Linked DNA regions of Homo sapiens: region 1 is linked to region 2. A link is a loop called in an ENCODE intact Hi-C map of the cell type or tissue named here. Cell type or tissue: IMR-90. All regions are shown on one strand. Links, peaks and the distances in the headings refer to the core of each region. The heading gives the core; the rest is flanking DNA.

What was found. Peaks named below come from ENCODE experiments on the same cell type or tissue, not always from the same donor. Only the 100,000 strongest peaks of a DNase experiment are listed, where the experiment ranks them.
Region 1: it touches region 2 in a loop (2.7-fold over the local background); 1 of 110 quality-filtered maps calls a loop at or near these places.

The regions. Positions count from the first base shown.
Region 1 is chr4:26,015,302-26,024,941 of GRCh38, reverse strand. LOC124900689 (a long non-coding RNA gene) reads right to left here and starts at 3,745. Exons shown (of 2, transcript XR_007058093.1): 1 at 3,535-3,745; 2 at 1-447. In IMR-90, for the core only: no CTCF peak of the experiment used is centred there; DNase peaks (open chromatin) are centred at 3,831 and 4,611; H3K27ac peaks cover 273 bases.
Region 2 is chr4:26,168,242-26,177,881 of GRCh38, reverse strand. It overlaps LOC105374541 (a long non-coding RNA gene), which reads left to right and starts at 3,672. Exons shown (of 6, transcript XR_925507.4): 1 at 3,672-3,823. It also overlaps a transcript of RBPJ not described here. RefSeq lists an enhancer at 2,231-2,410. In IMR-90, for the core only: no CTCF peak of the experiment used is centred there; DNase peaks (open chromatin) are centred at 4,091 and 5,761; H3K27ac peaks cover 2,575 bases.

The DNA.
Region 1 (9,640 bases), core at 2,435-7,434, 150 kb after region 2:
CATCAGTTTCAGGCCCCAAGAAAAATGTACCCAGGCCAGGTGCAGTGGTTCACGCCTGTAATCCCAGCACTTTGGGAGGCCAAGGAAGGAGGACTGCTAGAGCGCAGGAGTTTGAGACCAGCCTGGGCAACACAGGGAGGCCTTGTCTCTACAAAAAATGTAAAAAACTAGCCGGGCATGGTGGCAGGCGCCTGTGGTCCCAGCTACTCAGGAGGCTAAGGTGGGAGGATTGCTTGAGCCAGGGAGGTGGAGGCTGAAGTTAGCCATGATTGTGCCACTGTACTACAGCCTGGGCGACAGAGTGAGACCCTATCTCTGAATGAATGAATGAATGAATGAATGAATAAATAGTCTTGAAAATGGATCCATTCTTGACTGAGAGAGTTTACCCCTCACAGACATCAGTGAAAAGCCACTAAAAGGGGGATCTTCAGAAAGAAGTTGAACCTAAAAAGAAGACGGGGGATACAAGAAACAATGAAATAAATATTAACTGAATAATAATCAAAAGCATACCTCATTGCCCTGGCTATGCAACATAGTATGGCCTTCTAGATCCTACGATCTCACCTTTGCTCACCGCCAGCTTTAACCGTCACCATCCCTACTCGCCACTTACTAGCAAGCAGCCCAGGAATATTTGCTAAATAAATCAATAGACAACAAACTGAGAGTTGAACTCAAACCTTTTGCTTTCTAGCCCTGTTGTTTCAACTAGTGCAGTCCACTTCCCTGCCTCAGCAGGCACGGTGGAGTAAGGACTGCACAGTCTTTTTCTGATGACTGGTCCTTTCCTTATGTCATCTTAGGGTATAGAAGACTCCATAGACATGGCTGGTGCCCTTCCCAAATCCCCTCAGCCTACCCTGGAAGTGGCCTCTGGAAAGTTCTACATCTCTTCTGCCTGAAGATGTTCCCTGATTGGCAGTGTACTTGGAAGTGCCCAGGAGTTAAGATGCCAAGATAAACCCTCAACCATTAAGAGCCAGCTTCCTTGTCCCTCAGTGGGACAATCACGGGCATATTCCACTGTTCCTCCTCTTAGAGGGTCCCCAGCAGGATTGAGGTCCAGTCGCTCAGGGTCATCTCCCCACTGAGTTGCTTCCTGGGCTCGCCGCTCGACTAAACTGTTTGCACTCAAATCCTTATCTCAGTGTCTGCTGAGATGACACAGGGCCATTATTCCAATCACTGCCTGTGCTGACACAGCAGTGTAGGTGTGGAAGGTGCAAGATTGGACCGATTTTTTCTTTGACCCCAGGATACAGTTCTGGAAGACAGTGGTTTGGGGAAAAAAAAGACATTCCTGAAATATGTGAATTCTGACAGAATAAATCTTTCTCCTAAAAGTTTCAGATGCGTCAGCCTCTATGCTGCAACACTGAAAGAGGAGCGTCTTAAAAGCAGAAGAGTTGAGGGGCAAATTCAGAGGGAGAGGAGCATTGAAAAATGCAATCTTGGCTACCAGACGTTTTGCTGGAGTGAATAACATAGGAAAGTGCTTCTCTGGCTAATGCATTGGTCAGTGTCTTCCGTTTCACGTGGTCTGTGAGCTAGGGAGGCTGTCAGAGACTCTTAGGCTGTGACCAGCTTCCAGGGAGCTTAGGAAACCTGCTTCTGGTGCCTATATAGATCCTGAGTATTTGAACACAGCTGGGACCACTTCAGGCTGTCCCTATTCTCTGATTCATCAATGCAGAGGCAGGGATACTGGAAAGAAGTCTCATCTCCAAGAAAGGAGACCAGAGTGGTCTTCATCATTGCCTGGTTTGCATCCTGCTCATCCTGGGGAGAAAGACTACTGCTCAACCTCTCCCTAGACCCTTCCCAGGGCCCTGGAAGCTGGGTCAACTGGCCAGAAGCAAACCATTCCTGCAGGAGACACCACCCTTAGGGGTAGGAGCTCAGCCAGATGCTTGGCAGCTTCCCAGATTGTAAATATCTCTGCATTTTATAGGAGGCTTCAGACTCCAAATTATAGCGATGAAAAAGGAGAATCTTGAAAGCAGAACAGTTTATACACAGATCCAGATAGAGAGGAAAGGAGAGTCCACCTCTGGACTTGGTTGTCTGGTGAAAGGGAGGCAGACTCGTGAAGAGGTTTCCAGAGATGACGGAAGTATGCAGATGGTAAAGCCATCAGGGAGAGGCAGTGCCGGGATCAGCACAATGGGTGCCCTTGTGCACTGTTTGGGGATTTTTGTGTTTGTATGTTTGCAATCCCTGTCCCCCCTACAACCCCAAGCTGGGATCTGCTAAGAAAAAGAACCTGGCTTGCAGCAGCATTCTTCAGCTCCACTTGAAAGTTTGAAAAACCCCTGGATAGGAAAATAACCTCAGGGAGCCAAGTCTTTCTGCACTTGGCGAAGCCCTAGACCTAAAATACACATATGAACACTTCACTTTGAAAGGCCTGCAGTATTCATATCTGAGTCATCTGAAAACAAATAAAAAGAGACCTAAACAAACAAACCTAATTGTGCACGGAAACACAGCCAGGTTTCCAGCCTGGCTTCTCCTCTGTTTTTATTAGTCAAGAGCCAATATATGAGGCTTTCGTGGCATCCAAAACAAGCAAAAATATTAAAAACAAATTGCCAAGGCTTCTCCCTCTTCCCTCCTTCCTTTATGATGCACTGCACAAGCCAAGTTCTCGACTTTTCTGCATTGGCTTTCGAACCTCTTTCATTTAGTCCTGATAGACAGCTGCCTGCTTACCCGGCTGTCCAGGGGAAACAGCAACCCTGGGTGACGGTGACATCCGTAAACATCAGCACTTACTGGACACTTTGATGAAATTTAAGGAGATGTGTTTCAGGTCTTGAAATGTTATTGTTTTTACCATTAATCAAGGCAACCGGTTTGAGAACTAAGCCTGCCGACCCGAGTTCACTTAGGACAGACCTGCTCATTGCCCTCTGCCAGCATCCTACCAGCTGCCTTTCTTTTCTTCTTCTTATTTATTTCACCATTACATACACATTCCACTGTAACAGGCATCCTTTGCTGTTGCCAAACCATTTTCCTTTCTGGTAATATCATCCTTTTTTTTTTTTTTTAAAGTCCATGTAGTTTGGTTGGAGTCTGCCTTAACCCACCCTGCTTCAGGAGTGTGTGATCAAGGCCTGGCCAATTGGAGGCACCCATATTGGTGTAGGGATGGACACTAAATCCAATTTGGGCTATTGAGATGCAAACCTGGAACTTTTAAAAAGACTTCTGGGAAAGAAGCACACATTCCCCCAGGGATGTGTCTAGCTGGCAGAATGTAAGTCTGGGGCTGCTGGTGGTCATGTTGAACCAGAGATGAGTGAGGGAGAGGGATAAGAACTCATATGACATCATCTGAGCACCTGGATCCAGCCATGACTGAAGACTGATCTATCTTGGACTTTTCTATAATACAAATAAAACCCCCATTTTGTTTAAGCCACTTGTAGTTGAGTTGCTCTATCTTGCAACTGAAAGAGTCCACACACACACACACACACACACACATACACAAGCACCCCTTCAAATGACATGTGTACTTACATTTTTTTGCAACTTCCAACTGGACTACTACTCTTTCTTTTAACTTCTGGGGATTATCTTCTCAAAAGGAAGATTTTTGTTTGCTTGTTTGTTTTCGGTGAAATGCAATTTCAGTGAAATGTCACAGAGAAGTCCAGAAGATCATCTACTTTAGTCCTGAATCCTGGGAGAAAAATTGCCTCTGTCCCTTGCAGTGTGGTAAAAGATGAATGAATTCTCTCACCTAGCTTGCTTTTGATACGAAGAACAAAATAATGTAGTCATGACTGAGGAATTTCTTTGCACTCCACGGCTTGTTCTGATTCCAGGCATCCTACTCTGTGAGGCCAAAGGGACATCTGAGTGCCGAGATTAGTCTAGATCGAAAGCATGTGAAAGGCAACAACAACATCCCTGCCAAACAAAACCAAGGTAATAAATGACATACAGACATTTGGGGGGAACAATGGAAACTGTACGGCCACTGTTTTTTCTTTCTTGTTCTATGTGCCGTGAATAGGTGAAGGCTTGGCCTGTTTTATCCTCCTGTTAGCTAACTAGAAAAGGCACTTATGGTAATGTTACCAGAAGAGGTCCCAGTGTAGACCCCAAAAGAGGGTTCCTGAACAAATTTGGGAGCTGGGTGCAGTGGCTAATGCCTGTAATCCCAGCACTTTGGGAGGCCAAGGTGGGCAGATAACTTCAGTCCAGGATTTCAAGACCAGCCTGGCCAACATGACCCGTCTCCACTAAAGATACAAAAATTAGCCAGGAGTGGCAGTGGGCGCCTGTAACCGCAGCTACTTGGGAGGCTGAGGCAGGGAGAATTGCTTGAACCTGGAGGTGGAGGTTGCAGTGAGCCGAGATCACGACACTGTGCTCCAGCCTAGGCGACAGCAAGATTTCATCTCAAAAAAAAAAAAAAAAAGAAAGAATTTGGGGCGGGTCCATAGAGTAAAGTGAAAGCACGTTTATTAAGAAAGCAAACAGATAATGGCTACTCCATAGGCAGAGCAGTGGTGTGGGCTGCTTGACTGAGTATACTTATGGTTATTTCTTCATTATATACTAAACAAGGGGTGGATTACTCATGAGTTTTCTGGGGAAGGAGTGGGCAAGTCCTGGAACTGAGTGTTCTTCTCCGTTTTAGACCATATAGGGTAACTTCCTGATGTTGCCATGGCATTTGTAAACTGTCGTGACATTCGTGGGTGTGTCTTTTGCTTGCTAAGGCATTATAATTGGCATATAATAAGCAGTGAGGACAACCAGAGGTCATTTTTGTCACTGCACTCCAGCCTGGGCAACAGATTGAGACCCTGCCTCAAAAAAAAAAAAAAAAAAAAAAATTAGTCCTTCCTGTTGCTCTTGCACAAAATTCAACATGCTTGATTTTAGACATAGTTGTAAACGGAAGAAGATGGAGAAAATTTTTACTCCAAAACATCTTCTTGGGGAGAACGCTGGAATAAACAATTTGATAAATTGTTTTGGGTGACAGGAGGCAAGAGATAAGATCTCAAAGTGCCTGATTGAATAGCACAAGATGGTTCCAACCCTGACTTCTAAGCAGGGTGGATCTAATTTTGTAAATTGGAGAAGAAATGTTTTGATGTGGGGGAGCCAGGAGAGAGCTGCTTTGCTTTGCATAACAGAGAGGAGAGGGGTGTACTTCTGAAGGAGGTTCTGGGAAGGGGAGAGAGGGAACTATTGAAGGTGGGGCTCCTCCAAGAGAGAGTTCGGACACCTTTACTTTGGAAGAACAGAAACATCTGACTGGTTGTTTGACCCGATGGCCCATTGATGTGCTGGGTACCATATTACCTTTTCTTGTTTCCCCTGCGAAGCTGCCCATAAAGTCTATATTGCTTACAGACACATTTGTCTGATGCGGAACTCTAAAGAGAAGGATTTCTGTGTGCAAGTTGAAACGGGCAAAAGCAGAGAAAACACATGCAAATACAAATCTGAAGTTCAAGTTGACTTCTGGGTTCTATTTACCTGCATGCCCCTCCCAGTGGATGATAAAACTCCTGGGAGTAAGGGTCTATTTTTGCTTGTTTCAAAATTCATTGCACCTGGTACAATGCCTGGCATGTAGCAGACACCCAGCACCTCTATGATGAATACATGAATGAATGAATTAATCTCTAGGAGAAATCAATGAATTAATGGCATGACTTGCAGGGAAACATCTGCAACAAACATGGCTCTGGGCTGGCCTTGACAAATGAAGACGCCCAGAGAATTTCACCCCAAAATATGGCATCCTGGTATGATGAATATTTCAAATTCAAGGCCATTGGAGACCAGTGGATGCTGGAGGAGGCTTTTCCCTTAGCTGCATGAAGACTTGACCCACCAAGTGGAACAATTGCTTCCCGTCCCATCCCTGAAATCTCATTATCTATCAAGAAACAAAGACTGAGTAATGTAACAACAACTGGACAGACCTTTTTATAAGATAATATCTGTCTCTCAGGTTTGTTTAGATTCCAAACAGAATAATTTACAATTGAATTTCAGTCTCCTGGGTCCATTCATTCTCCCTAATAATCATTTACTGCTCCTCAAAAGAATTACCAACATTTCCCATCTCCCCCCTTCCTTATGGAGAAAGTTATATAAGAATCTGGACCACATGGAGATACTGAGTAATATTCTGCAATTCCCTCATGCTGTGCACATTAAAATAAATTTTGTATGTCTTTTCTCCTATTAATCTGCCTTCTTTGTCAGTTGATTTTCAGCAGGCCTCAAGAGAGTGAAAGGGAAGTTTCCCCTTGGTCCCTATGCTAGCTTTGGCCAATGGAACATTAGCAAACAGGCTTGAAAAGTATCTTGAGGCTCACTCCCTCAGAACCTGGTGACCTCCAGATGAACAAGCTTGAGATGGCCTGCCTGATGATGAGAGACACAGACACCAGCCAAGCCATCTGTGTCACCCCAGCTGATGTCAAGCCAATGGCCAGACATCTGCAGGAGGCCCTCCTAGACCATCTAGCTCCAGGTGAGTCCATCCAGACCAGAACTGTCCAGCCGTCCCACAGAATTGTGTGAAAGAATAAATGTTTGTGCTTTTAGCCACTGATATGGTTTGGCTATGTCCCCACCCACATCTCATCTTGAATTCCCATGTGTTGTGGGAGGCACCTGGTGGGAGGTAATTGAATCACGGGGGCAGATCTTTCCTGTGCTGTTCTCATGATAGCAAATAAGTCTCATGAGAGCTGACGGTTATTGTAAGGGGGAGGTTTCCTGTACAAGCTCTCTTTGCCTGCTGCCATCCACGTAAGACGTGACTTGCTCTTCCTTGCCTTCCACCATGATTGTGAGGCTTCCCCAGCCATGTGGAAGTGTAAGTCCAATTAAACCTCTTTCTTTTGTAAATTGCCCAGTCTTGGGTATGTCTTTATCAGCAGTGTGAAAATGGACTAACGCAGCCACTAAGTTTTGGGGTGGTTTGTTATCCAGTAGAAACTGACTACACCATGATCCCATTTTATTGGTAAGGAAACGAAGGCTTAGAGAGGTGGAGACAATTGCTTCGAGTCATGCCTATTTAAATGGTGGGTCTGTCTCATGCCAGCCTCTGGTCCCTTGCTAGTGTAGCCCTGTGCCTTCTCTTCATAGAAAGAACTAGTTTCAAGATCAAGGTAAGAGCTTGTTCACTCACACTGGGGGACCTATGATTAGAACAGGCCGGACAGCATTGCTGTCTGGAGACTAAAGTGCTGGGTAGGAACCTAAAATTCCTGACTCCAAGTGGCTCTCAAACCTAGCTGCATATTAGCAGCATTGGGTTTTTTAAAAAAAATCCCGATGGCCAGGTCACACTCCAAACCAAATAAATCAGAATCTCTGAGGGTTAGACTCAGTATTTTTAAAACTCCCCTGTTAATTTCAACAAGCAGCCAAACTTGAGAATTAGTGTCTTAAACACTTCTAAATGGAGAAGTTGGTTGGGGTTGGAGAAACTGGAGCTATTAAACCAGAAAAGTCCCCTACAGGATAGACATAGTGACTGTCTCCAAGGATTTGAGGGAGGGGCCTCCCAAGGAAGAGGGACCAGGAATAACAGCATCATTGATTCAATGAATATACATTATGTGCTCAGCTCTGCATTATTATTTCCTCCCTCAAGGATAGCAGAAGTGACAATTATGTAGATGCAGAATCGCAATCACACCGTGACTAATATTATGGTTATATGTTCCAGGTAATAGTAGCAGCATGGAAAAGGCAGAGATTGCTCTTTCTAGCCGGGGCCAGAAAAGGAGGCACTGGTAGTCTTGCAGGAATGAGGAGAACTCTGTGTTCATTAATTAGTGCTGCCCATGAAGGGACCAGGCACTCCAAGTATCCTAGTCAGCTCAGCCTGCTATAACAGAATACCATAGACTGTGTGGCTTAAACAACAAACATTAGTTTCTCACAATTCTGGAGGCTGGGAAGTCCAAGATCAAGGTGCCTGCTGATTCAGTTTTCTGGTAAGGACTCTCTTTCTGGCTTGCAGATGACCACCTTCTTGCTGTGTCCTCACATGTCAGAGAGAGAAGGTCTCCTTCTTTTCTTATAAGGGCACTAATTTCAGAATAGGGGTTCCACTCTCATGACTTCATGTAAACCTAATTACCTCCCAAAGACCCCACCTTTTAACATCATCACAGTCATTGGGGATTAGAGCTTCAATATATGACTTTGGGGGATGCACATTCATCCCATAGCACCAGCAGGCAGGTTGTGGCCTGGCACTGGAGGGTGAAGCAGAGAGGCTGGTCAACCCAGGAAGCTGGGAGGTTGTAGAGGAGAATCTAACACTGAGAATAGGAGGGTGAAGTGGATAGAGGGGGAATAACAACCCCCACAGCCCCTTTGTATCTCTCAAGATATTGGGTACCTGAGTTTGGGGAGGAGTTGGGCCTTCTGGTGGGAGCTAAGTGACTGCAGCTATGAGGGCAGGGAGGCATCTGGTCTTTTTAATGAGGGTGCTATTTGGACCTCTGTACAAGAATTGCAAGTCCTGATCTCACAGCAGTAGCTGCTGAGCCTTCTAGCACTTTCTTTTTCCAAGTATAGTCGTGGACTGGAAGTATTGACCTCAACTGTGGGCTTCCTAGAAGGGCAGAATCTTGGGCCCACCCAAAATTACTCAATCAGAATCTGCACTTCAACAAGAGCCCCAGATAAATCTAGGCACATGAAAGTTTGAGAAGCACTGCTCGAGTACCCTCTACCCACCAGTGGGATCACTATATATACTATATATCCAGCCAATACATGCTCTAGAACCCAGAGTGCCCTCTGTGTATTGAGCCAAGCCAGCCCTGGTTTGGGGGGTAGCAGCCAGCAGAAATTGTCAGCCAGGCCACATCAGGGGCGTGTTAGAGGATACAAAAATGTATGGAGCAGGACTGAAGGTTAAGGGCAGGGAGTCTGCAGCAGGAGTTCCCTTGAGGTCAAGAGTGCTTTGAGATGGTCAAGAATAGAGTTCCTGACTCCTCTCTTCCATCCTTGAAGGCTTTTACTAAATAATGTTTACAATCCATGCATGTTGGCCAAACTGCTAGCTACAGCTTTGCCTCCTGACAACTTTTCTTCCCTTCATTTGTGAGAGGCAAGGAATTATGGATTCAAAGCGGGCCGTGGCTACCAGACCTTTGATCTTCTGGGTCTCAAGTGGTCAGAGAGTCCCAGAAGGCTCCACACACAAGCCCCTGGGCACCTCAGGGAAAGGCAGATGTGTCTCTCATGCATGCCGGTCATCCCATCTGCTAATGACTTCCCTCCTTCCTAATGGTCTTCTCTTTGCCTCAGAATCCACAGCAAGTTGCATTCCTGACTGGAGATGTCAGGGGGACCTCGTGTGAACTGCCAGCACTGAATCGTTTCTGAGGTTGGAAGAAATAGTTGGGAGGCTGCCCTCACCTTCCAGCTTGGAACTGGGCTGAATGCAGTCCTATGGCTCACTCCGCAGGCCACCCGCTTGGCTGGGACACAGCTTTGGCAAGCCTTGCTCCTGGCAGGCTGGACTCATGAGAACCCTGGCATTTCAGAGCGTGTGTCAGGGCATGTGGAAGGAGAATGCAGTGTGGTCACAGGGTAAGCCAAGACCGGGGAGATGGCC
Region 2 (9,640 bases), core at 2,810-7,809:
TTTATTACATGTGCAGAGACTTAGAAAATATACTACAATTTTAGGAGAGGTTATATCCCTGCATGATGGCATTATGGGTTGTTTTTATTGCTTTCTTTTTACTTTTCAGCATTTTCAACTTTTCTAAGATAAGTATATATTACTCTGATCATCAGAAAATAAAATGATTACAAGGTAGCTGACTTTCTTAGTGGTGATGGATTGGGGTTCACATTTTTTCTCTTTCTTTCTTTCTTCCTTCCTTTCTTTCTCCTTTTCTTTTTTTCTTTCCTTCTCTTTCTCTTTCTCTCTTTCTTCTTTTATTGAGACAGGGTCTCCCCTTTGTTGCACAGGCTGGAGTGCAGTGGTGCAATCTTGGCTCACTGCAACCTCCACCTCTCGGGTTCAAGCGATCCTCCCACCTCAGCCTCCCAAATAGCTGGGACTACAGGTGCACAACACTAGGCCCAGCTAATTTTTTGTATTTTTAGTAGAGATGGGGTTTCACCATGTTGCCCAGGCTTGTCTTGAACTCCTGACCTCAAGTGATCTGCCCTCCTTGGCCTCCCAAAGTATTGGGATTACAGGCATGAGCCACTGCGCCCAGCCCACATTTTCTTTAGATACCATTTTCCTTGGTCCTCACTGCTCTTCACCCTCTCATGTCTCCTCCAGTGACGAGCTAGAGCGAAAGGCTTGAATTTAAGATGAGGAGGATGAGATGCTCTCCTATGCACAAAGTCACAGTAATTCTCCCCGGGAGGCTTATGAATATCTAGGAGCTTATGAAGGCTTATGAATATCTAGGAGCGGCACACACCCAGTCCAGATTCCTGTGTGTAAACTCACAGTGTCACAAGTCTAAGAAGGAAAGAAACCAGACTCATGGCAACTTTACATTTACTGAATCATCTCATCTTCAGACAAGAAAAGGTTCTAGCAGGACACTCCTTCCCTCACCCTATGACTGCAGCTTCTGCACCCCTAAAAGAATGTTGACTGAAGTGCAGATAGACATCTTCAAGGTCTGGCAAGGCAGCCTGGTTCAAGCAAGGCAACTGGGCTGCACACGCTGAGCTCTGAAGGTGGTCCAGCCAAGACAGGCCTGGCTTAGGCCTTGGGCCAGCCCATTCCTTCAGTCCTTGTGGGTTTCCTCCTTGTGTTAAACGAATGTAATGTGACTCGAAGCTTCTCTTGGAGCTATGTCCCATGATCTCATCTACCACTGCCTATATACGTGGGGAAGTGCCTGCCTCCAAGCGCTGAAGCATAGTGTTGAAGGGGGACGTCAGCTGGGCTTGAGAAACAAGGCTTTTCTTGAGTGTTTACAGGAGGGGAGCAGTCTTAGTTAGCAAGCACGGTGATAATTAAATTCAATTACATCCAGCAGCTGTTTACTGAGTGATTAGCTACATTCTGAACAAGGCATTCAGGAATCCCCCCAAATTCCTTAGAGCATGCCTCAGTTTCCCCCATTAGCATCCCATCAACCTCCTTACTTTAAGACTTGGATTCTTGTGTGGTGTTGTGAAACCAGCACTGGTTTTAAACTCAGTGAGTCTGGTTGAAAATCCCGTCTCCGCTCTATCACTCACAAGCAAGTTGCTTTGTCTCCATAAGACCCATCTTCCCTGCCTTTGAAATAGGAATAATAGAGCCAGCTTCAGTGGGGTGTTTCTGAGTATAGTTGCTGGATTGAGCAAAGAAAAGTACAGACACCCAGTTAAACTGAAATGTTAGATAAACAAACTTTTTATTTGTTTGTTTAAGTATGTCCCATGTAGTGTTAAGGACATTCTTACACTAAAAAATTATTTGTTGTTTATCTAACATTCCAGTTTAACTGGGTGTCCTGCATTTTATCTGACAACCCTATTTTTGAGGCTAAAATGAAGAGATTTACCCGAAAGCCCTGCCCAGGGGCTCAGTGATTTCACTTTTCTCCACACCTTTCCCTCTTAGGGTGGATCCCAGAAGGTGCGTAACACCTTGCCCCTTGCATATCAGAGGGAATGAAGACTGTGAGCAGGTGGGTGGAGGGAAGGTCAGGATGCTCAGATAGGGAGAGCATTTACCCAATAACAGTAAGAGAGTACAAAACACAGCGCTGGCACACTGCTAAACCTCTGCCTCACGGACACCTTCAAAGACCATGGAGAATAGTGTCCTTTGGTGTGTGTGCTTGAATACGCTGTGTTTGCTGCATGTAGGTCTGTCAGTGGGAGTGACACCACAGGGCCAGAAGGAGCCCTAATGGGGACACCAACCCCAGGGAAACCCCATCTAGGCACGATCATTCCATTGACTTCAGAGGCCACTGTGGTGCACATTTGAAACAGGGACTTTCCTGGAGGTGATTTTTACACAAAAGGGGTAAACGTAACTGGGTGCCCCAGAAACCTCCCTGCAACTTGCGGGAAACCTGCGATGTGATGCGGGTCTGTACTCCTGCTCCTTTCTTTGTTTCTCTGCTCCCTCTTTGTGGCTTCTCCCTGCTGCCTCCCCCAGACTCAAATCCCCCCCCCAGCTCAAGCTCCCCCAGCTTGTAGGGTGGAGGTGGGCAGGTGGCAGGTCTGCTCTCCCGAGTCATGCACATCACAAGCTGCCCAGGAGCCCTCAGAACCTCAGGGTATAATTTCCCTCCTCTGAGCATCCGAATTCCAGGCGGGGAGCTCAGCTGTCGTCGGCTTCAGGAAATTTTTCCACCAGGATTGAAACTGGGGCCAAGAAAGCGTGGCTCTGTAGAAGACATTCTCTTCTGCTATTCAGATGCACTTTCCCTTTAGTTCAGGCATTAGAAAATGGTGCCTTTACTCAGAGTCATAGAGGAAAGTTTTGGATTTCATTACAATGAGAAAACACATGAAGAGGGGCCATCATAGGCTGCATTTCCAAATCTCTGCCATGTCTTTTTCTCATATCCCTTTCCCTTCTCTTGTTTACTAGCTTTCTTTAAGTGAATTCATTTCCCATAATTTTCTAAGAAAAATTTATTTTAAGCAGCAATATTTATGAAATCTACGGTTTGATGTGATCACATATATATGTGTACATATATGTGTGTATATATATACATTTCTCCCTCAATATATGAAAATTAATATAGGCTCTGAAATTTTAAAATGCTCATCTGGGCCGGGCACAGTGGCTCAAGCCTGTAATCCTAGCACTTTGGGAGGCCAAGTTGGGCGGATCACCTGAGGTCAGGAGTTCGAGACCAGCCTTGCCAACATAGTGAAACCCCATCTCTACTAAAAGTATAAAAATTAGTCAGGCATAGTGGTTTGTGCCTGTAGCCTCAGCTACTCAGGAGGCTGAGGCAGGAGAATCTCTTGAACCTGGGAGGCGGAGGTTGCCGTGAGGTGAGATCGCACCACTGCACTGCAGCTTGGGCAACAGAGTAAGACTCCATCTCAAATAAATAAATAAGTAAAAATAAAAATGCTCATCTGTGTATCACTTAAAACTATGTCTCTGAAACACAGCTCTAATGCATAAAGTTATCTGAAGCCAGGGATTCCTGCCTTATCATTCGGTTAACAGTAGCCAGAGCTGAGTGAGAAATTTACGCCGTGTCAGTCACCAGAGGAAGTCCTCCCCGAAGCTCTAGAAATAAGGTATTTGCATTGGCCCCATTTTAGAGATAAGGAAGCAGACTTAGGTAAAGGTCATCTCACTAGTAAGTGGAAGTCAGATTCAAGCCCGAGCTGTCTGAGTTCAGAGTCCACACAATCATCACTTTCTCCCACTTCTTGGGAAAAAACACAGGTGTTGATACCACGGCTTGCCAAGGAAAAAGCAAGCAACCGTCCTGTTGAAGAATGAATTCATTCAGTACTAAATGGTAAGTGCGTCCTTCCTGTAACTTCTAACGCATTGCTTGCAGCTACCAGCTTTCAGAGGAGTTGGATTCCAAAAGTTCATTTAAAAGCAATTTCCCAGTCTCCTTCCTCAGTGCTTCCCTACGGTACTTTGTACACACCTCTCCTATTGCGCTTATCACGTTGTCTCTTAGCTACTCACATATCTCCCTCCTTCACAGGGCTCCGGCTGCCCAAGGGCAGGGACCTTGCTTTATTTATTTTAATATGCTCAGCACCTAGTCCAGTGCCCAGCCCGTGGAGATGCAGAGTATACACATGTTGTATTAAATTACAAGTCATTTGTTTGGAACTCAGCACGCATTTCCCCAAAGAAATGCATTACAAATGGGAGTGGAAGCGTTATGTTTCCAGCCAGCCCACAAAAGTTTATTTAACCCATCTTGTAGCCTACCAAGTTATCTGGAGTCGTGGGTGGGATGAAAGATAGAAATCTTCCCCATCTCCTGGGTGTAAGGTTAGACGTAAATAAAATTTCACATAGGTCAGTGTTGGTTTTCAGCTTTCTCCAAATTGCCCTTTTTTGTCTGTATCTCCCACCTATGAGCATCTTCGTCTCCAAACTTCCTACTCAAAACCTACTGCAAGCCGGGCGCAGTGGCTCATGCCTGTCATCCCAGTACTTTGGGAGGCCGAGGTGGGCAGATCACTTGAGGTCAGGAGTTCGAGACCAGCCTGGCCAACATAGTGAAACCCCATCTCCACTAAAAATACAAAAATTAGCCGGGCATGGTGGCACATGCCTATAGTCCCAGCTATTCGGGAGGCTGAGGCAGGAGAATCGCTCAAACCTGGGAGATGGAGGTTGCAGTGAGCCGAGATCGTACCACTGCACTCCAGCCTGGGCAACAGAGCAAGACTCTGTCTCAAAAAAAGAAAAAAAGAAAGAAAAAATCCCAACATACCCTACTGTAGTCCCTTACCCCAGTTCTTTTCCAAATAACCTACTTGTCCTGCTCACTCAACAAAATTCCCATTTTCTGAGTGTGGCTGAGCTCAGTTGATTTTCAGTAGGAAAACAATCTGACAGTTAATTCTTGCTAACCTGTGAACGACTGCCCCTAATATCCTTTCACTTGCCCCCACCTCCAAAGCCAGGCATATGACTATGTGTAGCACAGTGGTTAGGATTGTGGGATTGAAAGACAGACCTGGATTTGAATCCCAGTTCTACATATAAGTTATGTAGTCTAGGCAGAGTAACATGACTTCTCTCAACCTCAGTTCTCTCACCTGTAAAATGGGAATCATTGTAATTATCTAGAGAGCTAGTGCTTTTATAACACTTCTCAGAGTTATACCATCTATCGGGCACAGTTCTAAGGACTTTAAAAGTCCAGTTTGTCTTCACAGCAACCCCATGAGGTAGATATTAATTATTATAAAGGAGAGTGACATTCCAAAAGAGATTTCTAGTGGTAAGTTAAAATTAATTATAATTTATTCCCCACTTTCCTTATTCCAAAAAGGCTTTTGAGGAAAGAACGCTACATTGATAAAATTTCTGGCAGTGTGGATAGGAAATGACAGTTATTCCCAGGAGGAGACTTTTCAGGGCTGAGACAGAGGGGATTGCTGCTAGATCGCCCGTGGCAGAAAATTTATCCTAAGAGTCTATTCCCTTATGCTGTTCCTGTTTCCACAGCTTTTCCCCTTCCTCTGCCTCTGAATGTCTAGAATCTGCAAGTGGTCCAAATTTTTTTTCTATCCCTTTCTTTCTTTTTTAATTTTTTTCACACAGCCCACGGCAGCTGCAGGGTGGTGGGGGCCAGGCGGATGGCGGCAGCTGTTTGTATGTATGGGACCTCTGTAGTCTTTCTTTGTGACTCAGGGGCTGTCTGTATATATCACGAGCTACCACCTGGCAAGACATTTAGTTCCATCCATGTTGTTGAAATGTTTCCTGGATGATATCATCAATGCACAAGGATGGAAGGAGCTTGACGATGTGGATTTCCAGCCTTCGCTGCCCTCCGGCCTTACACTGAAACAGTCTGGGGCGATTTTAACCTCCAGCTTAGCAGGCAGCCTTGGATTTGCTCTCCAGTATTTCCCACTTACCGGATCCAGAGACCTAAAGCCCATGGCATATACATCAGAACGGACCTAACAGTGTAGTCATGCAAAACCCCGAGCCTGCTGATGACAGGGGCAGGTGGCAGGTCCACTCCTCAGCCCCCTTTTGCTGTGGTGGCCTTGTGATGAAGTCACTGCACTTCTGTGGGCCTCAGTTTCCTCTTCTGTCACACAGCGGGTGGCTGTACTATCTCTACTCCCTCTGAGCTTTACGAATCTTGGATGCTCTAATAAAGGACCCAGACAGATGGCAGTTGATCCTTTCTGATGTCACCCAGGAGTGGACAGTCCTTTGTGACTATCGTAAGCCTGTTCAAATGTGTCCTCTTCCTTAAAATTGAGAATTATTCCTTTATGCTAACTATACATTTCTTGTTTTAATTTGAAATTTGTCTCACTCTGTCACCCAGGCTGGAGTGCACAATCACGGCTCACTGCAGCCTCTAACTCTTGGGGCTCAAAAGATTCTCCTGTCTCAGCCTCTCAAGTAGCTGGGACTATAGGAACATGCTACCATGCTCAACTAATTTGAGACTTTTTTTTATTGTGCAGGACTTCTGAAAATATAGATAAAATTCTACCCCATATTCTCATTACAGTGATACCTTGTATACTGTACAGTGACACCTTGTATACTGTACAGTGACATGTCTATGTTTTAACCTAGGCGATTAGTTTTCAAGGACTTAGTGGTAGTGATATTCTATTTTATATGACATTTATATTTAAGAAATATTTCATGTGAAACTCAAAACAAAAATAGGAAGAGAAATTATACTCATTTTTACAAGTGATGACATTAAGGATGAATAAGTCTAAATATCTTCAACAATATCTCATTACTAAATGGAAGAGGCACAGCGCAAACACAGGTCCTTCGACTCCAAGTCTAATGCTCAAGCCACAAGATCACGTATTAATATAAACCACCACCACCAGCCAAAACAACAGCCACCCCTAGCTGAGTTTCTGCTACATGGCACCTTACTAGGTGCTTTGCGTACAATGCCTTTAATCCTTGAAGCAATTGTGCAAAGGAGGCATTATCATCCTCAGTTTAGAGATGGAAAAATTGAAGTTCAGAAAGATTAAGCATTAAGATTTGTCTGATGGCTGACGTGTACTGAAGGTAAAATTCAAACCCAAGCCTGTTTTTTGATAGTGCTGCCTATTGCTTAAATATGCATTACCTAAAATGAGAGCCAATATCATTTAATCTTATTTCTTAAGGTCGCATAAATTATCATTTCATGAAAATACAGTTAACAAAAATTACTGATTGGTTGAATCACATTCAGCCAACTTACATCTCACTTAACTGCTCTTAAATTTTCCTGTTTGTATCATTCTGCTTCTGAGATATTCTTTTCTGGATTTTCTTTCCATTCCTTTTTTTTTTTTTTAGACAGGGCCTTACTCTGTTGCCCAGGCTGGAGTGCAGTGGCACTGCAAGGCTCACTGCAGCCTTGGCCGGCCTCCCTGGCTCAAGTGATCCTTCCACCCCAGCCTCCCAAGTAGCTGGGACTTCAGGCATGCACCACAATACCCAGCTAATTTTTGTATTTTTTGTAGAGACAGAGTTTTGCCATGTTGCGCAGGCTGGTATCAAATTTCTGGCCTCAAGCAATCCACCCGCCTCGGCCTCCCAAAGCCCTGGGATTATAGGCAGGAGCCACCATGACTGGCCTATTTTCCATTCTTTTGAAAATATATATATTTTTAGAGAAGCCAAGATGGCCGAATAGGAACAGCTCCGGTCTACAGTTCCCAGTGTGAGCGACGCAGAAGACGGGTGATTTCTGCATTTCCATCTGAGGTACCGGGTTCATCTCACTAGGGAGTGCCAGACAGTGGGCACAGGACAGTAGGTGCAGCGCACCGTGCGCCAGCCGAAGCACGGTGAGGCATTGCCTCACTTGGGAAGCGCAAGGGGTCAGGGAGTTCCCTTTCCTGGTCAAGGAAAGGGGTGACAGACGGCACCTGGAAAATCGGGCCACACCCACCCAAATACTGCGCTTTTCTGACGGGCTTAGGAAATGGCACACCAGGAGATTATATCCCGCACATGGCTCAGAGGGTCCTACGCCCACGGAGTCTCGCTGATTGCTAGCACAGCAGTCTGAGATCAAACTGCAAGGCGGCAGCGAGGCTGGGGGAGGGGCGCCCACCATTGCCCAGGCTCGCTTAGGTAAACAAAAAAGCCGGGAAGCTCGAACTGGGTGGAGCCCACCACAGCTCAAGGAGGCCTGCCTGCCTCTGTAGGCTCCACCTCTGGGGGCAGGGCACAGACAAACAAAAAGACAGCAGTAACCTCTGCAGACTTAAATGTCCCTGTCTGACAGCTTTGAGTAGAGCAGTGGTTCTCCCAGCACGCAGCTGGAGATCTGAGAATGGGCAGACTGCCTCCTCAGGTGGGTCTCTGACCCCTGACCCCCGAGCAGCCTAACTGGGAGGCACCCCCCAGTAGGGGCAGACTGACACCTCACACGGCCGGGTACTCCTCTGAGACAAAATTTCCAGAGGAACGATCAGACAGCAGCATTCGTGGATCATGAAAATCCGAGGTTCTGCAGACACCGCTGCTGATACCCAGGCAAATAGGGTCTGGAGTGGACCTCTAGCAAACTCCAACAGACCTGCAGCTGAGGGTCCTGTCTGTTAGAAGGAAAACTAACAAACAGAAAGGACATCCACACCAAAAACCCATCTGTACATCACCATCATCAAAGACCAAAAGTAGATAAAACCACAAAGATGGGGAAAAAACAGAGCAGAAAAACTGGAAACTCTAAAAAGCAGAGCACCTCTCCTTCTCCAAAGGAACGCAGTTCCTCACCAGCAACATAACAAAGCTGGACAGAGAATGACTTTGAGGAGTTGAGAGAAGAAAGCTTCAGACGATCAAACTACTCCGAGCTACAGGAGGAAATTCAAACCAAAGGCAAGGAAGTTGAAAACTTTGAAAAATATTTAGACGAATGTATAACTAGAATAACCAATACAGAGAAGTGCTTAAAGGAGCTGATGGAGCTGAAAGCCAAGGCTTGAGAACTACGTGAAGAATGCAGAAGCCTCAGGAGCCGATGTGATCAACTGGAAGAAAGGGTATCAGCGATGGAAGATGAAATGAATGAAATGAAGTGAGAAGGGAAGTTTAGAGAAAAAAGAATAAAAAGAAACGAACAAAGCCTCCAAGAAATATGGGACTATGTGAAAAGACCAAATCTGCGTCTGATTGGTGTACCTGAAAGTGACGGGGAGAATGGAACCAAGTTGGAAAACACTGCAGGATATTATCCAGGAGAACTTCCCCAATCTAGCAAGGCAGGCCAACATTCAGATTCAGGAAATACAGAGAACACCACAAAGATATTCCTCGAGAAGAGCAACTCCAAGACACATAATTGTCAGATTCACCAAAGTTGAAATGAAGGAAAAAATGTTAAGGGCAGCCAGAGAGAAAGGTCAGGTTACCCACAAAGGGAAGCCCATCAGACGAACAGCAGATCTCTCAGCAGAAACTCTACAAGCCAGAAGAGAGTGGGGGCCAACATTCAACATTCTTAAAGAAAAGAATTTACAACCCAGAATTTCATATCCAGCCAAACTAAGCTTCATAAGTGAAGGAGAAATAAAATACTTTACAGACAAGCAAATGCTGAGAGATTTTGTCACCACCAGGCCTGCCCTACAAGAGCTCCTGA